Regions from separate parts of the Homo sapiens genome. Here region 1 is linked to region 2. A link is an interaction called in ENCODE POLR2A ChIA-PET data of the cell type or tissue named here. Cell type or tissue: MCF 10A. All regions are shown on one strand. Links, peaks and the distances in the headings refer to the core of each region. The heading gives the core; the rest is flanking DNA. Region 1 overlaps SLC26A9-AS1 (SLC26A9 and RAB7B antisense RNA 1). Region 2 overlaps PLEKHA6 (pleckstrin homology domain containing A6).

Region 1 (2,906 bases), core at 223-2,722, 1.6 Mb after region 2:
TCACCTTCTAGTTACCTGGAGCTTTCCTGCCTAAGGAATAAACCAGACTCTCTAGAGCCAGACCCACAGGTGTAGGCAGCTTTTGCAAGAACAGAGTCTTGTAGCAGGGGCTGCTCCAGTTCACATTGGAGGGAAGGGAGTGTGGAGGGGCATGTGTCTACCATGAGAGTTTGGGGGACAAGTCCAGAAATTTATCAGCACCCCTCTGCAAAGTAAACCTCCTATTGCTGTGGGGTTTTTTTACCTGCCAAGGTCAGGGTACTTAGTTCCCTGATTCTACCCTCCCCCTTTCCAGCAACCTTGCCAGAACTGATCACTGAGGGCTAAGGCGGAGCTGGTAGCAGGGTCAAGGATAGGCTTGCAGCCCTAGAGAAGGGGCATGTCCACCCTAGGAAGGAGACTGGAACCAAGCCAGGGCTTTAGTCTGGGACACACTCAGGTGCCCTGACCAGCCTAAACTCCACTCTCCAACTGGGATTGGAGTCAAGTGTGAACTGTGCATGGGATTCCCTGAGCAAAGTGGGCCCAGTGTGAGGGTAGAGGAGGAAAACAGGGACTGGCCTGCTGGGACCTCAGCTGGGGCCATTTCTCTGGGTCTCCCGGCACAGCAGGCAGGCCCTAGGTAGGTGTGACAAAGGCTGGCTGAGTGGCGCTGGGGTCCAACCCTCAAGAAGTACCTTCACCCCCAGAGTACAGGAAACAGGTCACCGAGTGAGTGGGTTCTTGGTCAGCTGGGGCTAATTCCTGTCAGCCCTCCAGGACTGTGCTCTGGCCTGGCCTGCTCAGAGGGCCGCATTGTTCCCTGGGAGCCTCTTGAGCATTTAGCTTGTCTTGTCCTGCTGGTACATTCATTGGCTGTGATTCCTGCTGAAGACATCTTCGGGGGCAGGCAGGACGCCAAGCTTGCGGGCAGGACTTGAGCTGTTCCACCGAGCAGGGAGCTCAGAGGCAGCAGGGACTCGCCAGCCTGGGATGTGACCATCTGGGGCTGTTTGCCAAGGGCAGGAGCAAGTTTGCCTGAGAAGTTCTGACACCCCCACTGGCCCTGGCAAGGAGACTGAGTGCAGGCTCTGTGTGCAACCGGAGTGTCCTGAGATTGGCTCTGTCCCCCCCAGAAACAAGCTGTGTGATTATGGGTGAGTTAATAAACTTCCCTGAGCTCTTGGCCTCCTCATCTGCAAGATGTGGGTACCAGCAGCACCTACCTCAGAGTGACTTTGGGAATATTAAACAAAGTAATGCATGAAAAGCACTTAGCTCAAGGTCTAACACTTCTCAGCCCCAGAGGGCCCAGCCCACTAACACTGCCCTTTCTCTATGCCCTCTCCCCATCCAGCTTGGATGGAATGCTCTCCCTTCTTGCCTCGGCTTCAGCACTTCAGCTAAAGCCACATCTCCCTGATGACTGCCGTGTGCTCTGGTTGTACCCACACTCCCACAGCACTCTCAGGTGGTAACTGCAGTTAGATACTTGACCACATGTTGTCAGGGATTTGGCTCTAATGGGAGGCTTCATTCCTGGAGCATAAGATTTGGGATGTTTGCTTGTTTTGTCTCCTTTGCGGACCAAAACATACTAAGCATTTTAACAAGAGTGCTTACCTGTTGACTGAACGTCCCATCCTGAGTCCTGCCCCTGGGCAATTAGAATAACCATAATTTATTGTGGTTGTAGTTATGCTCTTTGGAGATCCAAGGGTTCCAAAGATGTGCTTCAGTTGCAGCCACACCCCACCAGCTGGTGAGCTCATGTGATTGCGACTTACCCACATTTTGCTGGCTTGTGTCCCCTCCCTCTGACTCAGAGCTCGTGTCCTTCCTCAGCTATAGTTTGCCGTGGTTATGCTTGGGAGTCTCTGGGGTGTCTCTGGGTAGACTCTTCTGCTCCAGACTTGTTCTTACTGTCTCTTGCCCATGGGTCATGAAGACAGGGTCCCTCCTGAGAATTCTGCTCTCCTGCTCTGGTGCCATGTGCCGGAGCTCCAACCCTTGAGGGCCCAGCATCTCAGGGCACACTATGACCAGCTGCCACATCATGTACCATGCAGAAGTGTGGGTCGTGGCATCTCTCCAATCTGTGTCACACTGTGTTGTCCCAACCCTGATGGTGCTATGGTGCAGACTGCTAGCTATCCACCGTCAGAGACTGCATTGTGGTAGGACACGTGGTGGCCAAGTGGGACTCTACTTTCCAGCCTTCCTTGTAATGAGGTGTGGCCATGTGGCTGAGTCTTCACTGGACTGTGGAATGGAGAATGAGGCCGGCCACTTACAGGTCTGGGTCTTGAGTTGTTGGGCATGCTTCCTGCATGCCCTCTCCTCTTCCTGCCAGCTGGAGCCTAGATGTGGTGGGGACCCAGATTTCACTATGCATGATAACAATGGCCTGGCAAGTGGGAAAGCAACAGGGGGAAGGAACCTGGGCCTGTGAATGACCTCAGGAAGCTGAGAATGCCAGCAGCCAGGACTGCTCACTTTGAGACTCACTAGTGTCCCAAGAAGAGAAAAACTCCTATATTCTGTAATCTACTGTATTGAGGTTCTCTTTATAATGGGACATTAGTCTTTAACACACACATGGGTCCTGAGTCTCATTAAGTCCCTGGTGAGAACAGCTCTTTCTGCTTCTGCTGTAGTCCTGCACCGTCCCCCCAACCCCCTCTCTAAGGGCTGGATGGAACCCAAGGGCCTAGCTGGGGAAAGAGGTCATAGAAGCCCATTTCCTGAGTTCTTCTCTGCACCAAGGGATTTGATCACAGGGACTCTTCCTTTCCTGTAAATAGAGGTCTGGAGGACCTTTGATTCACTAGCTCATCAGACCTACCCAGACTCTGGATTCTAGTATAGGGTCTTCCAGGTCACCTAGCCCTGTGCATCTTTAACAATGGAAGCTTGGTAATTAATGC
Region 2 (2,906 bases), core at 94-2,593:
GGATTTGAACTCTGCTTCCCAAGTCTGGACTTGGAACCACTGGACTACAGCGTCTGTTTCACTTTGCAGCCAACTTCTTGCATAGCAGGGGAAGGCCGGCCCTCGGAAGTTTTGGCCACTGAGGAGGTGGCCTTGTCTGTGACAGAAGTGGCTCCATAAGTGTGGCCTCATAGGCACTCGCCTCAAGCAATTTAATTTTCAAGTGGCTTGAATTCAGGAAACAATAACTCCAGGGTCACAATATAAAGTCCAGAGCTTTCTACTACAATAGCTGGCGATAATAAACTTGGTTAACAGGCTCATAGCATATAATGCATTAAGTACTCGTTTAATTTGAACAGTACAAACCTGACCAGATGACATTACATCTCTCCCATACCCTTTATTCTGGAAGACTCGGGTTGTTTCTGAGCACGTCTCGTTTCATTTTCTCCATGGTCCAGAGATGTTAGGAGGGGAATATTCTCTGACTTGCCAGAGGCCACTCTATGAGTGAGCCCGCAGTGCAGAGAGGGAAGGTTTCCGGTCCAGTAAATGGGAGAACAGAAAATCAGGTAATCTCCATCTCCAAGTTCCTGTGGTCCCTAGCTCTCCCAGTCTGCCCTTGCTTCCTTCCCATCTTGATAACTATGCAAAGTCCCCCAAAAACAAGGTACTCGGTTCATCTCTAGAACTGACCCTGTGCCACATCAACCCAGTGGACACTTCTGGTGGGAAGGAAAGAGGAGAAAGAAGACGGGAGTGGGCTGTAACTGTGGAATCACTCTCCTTTCCCCGTGAGGCGCCCACAGTCCTTTCCTGTGCTATGGAACATTTCATAACACTGGGAGCAGGAGGAGGAGCAGGCTGTCAGTCTTATAGACTGTTTCCTCCAAAATTCCGTGTCCTATTCACTGTCCTTACAAATGAGAGCTGGCTAACTATCTCCTCATACTGGGTACAACCCATGACTTTTCATATCTTTTCATTCTGTGATAAGCCCCAAACATACATTATTTTTTTAAAAACTGAGGAAATTGAGATCAAGAGACATTAAGAGACTTACTCATTGTCACAACTGTGTGAACATAAGCGAGGGAGGATCCCATTAAGGCGGGCTTCTTTTAGAGCTAGTAGGCACTTCTAGTCCCCATACATCCCCTGTCCCCACCCAACAGGAGTGGTCCCTCCCTCCTGTGCGCTTTGTCTGTAAGTCAGAAGCAGGTATTTCTGAGTCACGCCTGTTGTCCTGCATTGCAGTCATTTGTTTACATGTCTGCCTCCCCCACAGCACTCTGAGTTCCTTGAGGGCAGTGGCCGTGTCTTACTCATCTTTGCATTCCTGGTATCTGGCATATAAACATTTCTCAATAAATATTTGGGGAAGAAAGGGAGGAAAGGGAGGACAGAAGGGAGACATACAGAGGGAGGAAAGAGAGAAGGGAGAAAGGGACAGGGCGGGCAGGGATGAGGAGGGAGGGAGGAAGAGTGGGTGAGTGGGTACCAGGAGCTCATGGTCATCTCAAACCAGTTCAATGGAATCATGGTACACCACCCTCTGCGGGTCTAATTCTAACAGGGACGAGTGGAACAGGCTGCCCTACTAGAGTCCATCTGGGATATCACTAGAGAGCACTAGTAGCAGAGTGGCCTTTCAGCCACCAAGGGGCCAGGAAGCCACAAGACTTAAGACACTGCTGCCCCATCATCCTTATTCTCTCCTTTCCCACCATAAGGAAGGGAACAAAGAACCAGCTGCCTCTTCCCTGGGGGAATGCTATGCTCCACCACCCCTTCATGCCTCCATGTCCACCTATTTAATGGAGGCTCGGTGCTGTCTTGGGTGATGGAAGTGGATTTAGGAGGATGGTGGCATGCAATGTACACTGGGTAGACCCCTCCACTTGACTCCCAACCCTCGAGGTAGGGGTGAGCATGGGGGGTGCTTCTTAGGTGGGGAGCTGGTGCCAGCAGGGCCCTGAGGAAGGAGCCATGCCCTCCATCTGGATTCACCATACTCGCAGCTCAGCTCCCCAGGAGACTGTGGGTGGGAAGGAGCAGTGGCTTCTATAGGAAGGGGCTCTGAGAAGGCTTGGTGCCTGCATGACTCAGGGAAACAACTAGAAACCATAACTTAGCAACTTGGCTTCTCTCTGGAATTTCCCTGGGGCAAAGAGATAGGGAAACTTTCGGTCAGCCCTGTTTATGCTGAGCCCATGTGGGGCCCCACAGCTCCTCCTTCTTTTCTGGAAAGTTCTGGGTCCCCTATCTCTCCCCACATGGCTATTGCTCATACATCAACTGCTCCCTCCACGTGCTCTGTGGAGACCTCCTGTACGCACAGCACACTGGGCTGGCCTGCAGCACTCTTGGAGCTCGATCTCTAGGGTATGTGTGTGTAGAATGGGGAGTGGGAGAGAGGGGTTCTTAGCCTTCCCCCAAAAAACCCAGAATAATGCCATTACATTCTGCAAAGCCTGCCTGATCTCTTTTGAAAAACATGTTCTGAAGCCAAGTCTGGTACATGCCAGGCAGCCCAGCACCTGGAAATGAAGCAGGAGGCTATTTCCAAGGGATCTTGTAGCTTCTCCTTTGTGCCAAAGAAGGGGGCAGATGATGAAGGGGGAGGTCCAGGCTCAATCACACTAGGCTCTTTAAATGGACAAGGCTGTTGTTTCGGGTCAGAATATGGAATAGTGTTACCCAGAGGCCATGGCTGCCCACAAGGATGGTAGAGGGAGTCAGGCAACATCACCAGGACTGTCCACTACATAAAGCACCACTCAGGGGAAGCCAAAGGCACTGAACTCTCATTCTGACCTCACAGCTAACATGCTGTGCACCCTCAGGCAGGCTACAAGCCTCTCTGATCCTCAGAATCCTGAGGATCTGCACATGACCATAAGGATGGGAGCAAGGAGAGGAAA

What was found. Peaks named below come from ENCODE experiments on the same cell type or tissue, not always from the same donor. Only the 100,000 strongest peaks of a DNase experiment are listed, where the experiment ranks them.
Region 1: POLR2A ChIA-PET joins it to region 2 with 5 read pairs; 1 of 35 experiments calls an interaction of 5 or more read pairs at or near these places.

The regions. Positions count from the first base shown.
Region 1 is chr1:205,949,579-205,952,484 of GRCh38, forward strand. All of the region lies in intron 2 of SLC26A9-AS1 (SLC26A9 and RAB7B antisense RNA 1), which reads left to right. Among named protein-coding and RNA genes, the nearest start is that of SLC26A9, 7.6 kb to the left of the region's middle. In MCF 10A, for the core only: no CTCF peak of the experiment used is centred there; DNase peaks (open chromatin) are centred at 923 and 1,783.
Region 2 is chr1:204,318,418-204,321,323 of GRCh38, forward strand. All of the region lies in intron 1 of PLEKHA6 (pleckstrin homology domain containing A6), which reads right to left. Among named protein-coding and RNA genes, the nearest start is that of PLEKHA6, 40 kb to the right of the region's middle. In MCF 10A, for the core only: no CTCF peak of the experiment used is centred there; DNase peaks (open chromatin) are centred at 844, 1,264 and 2,134.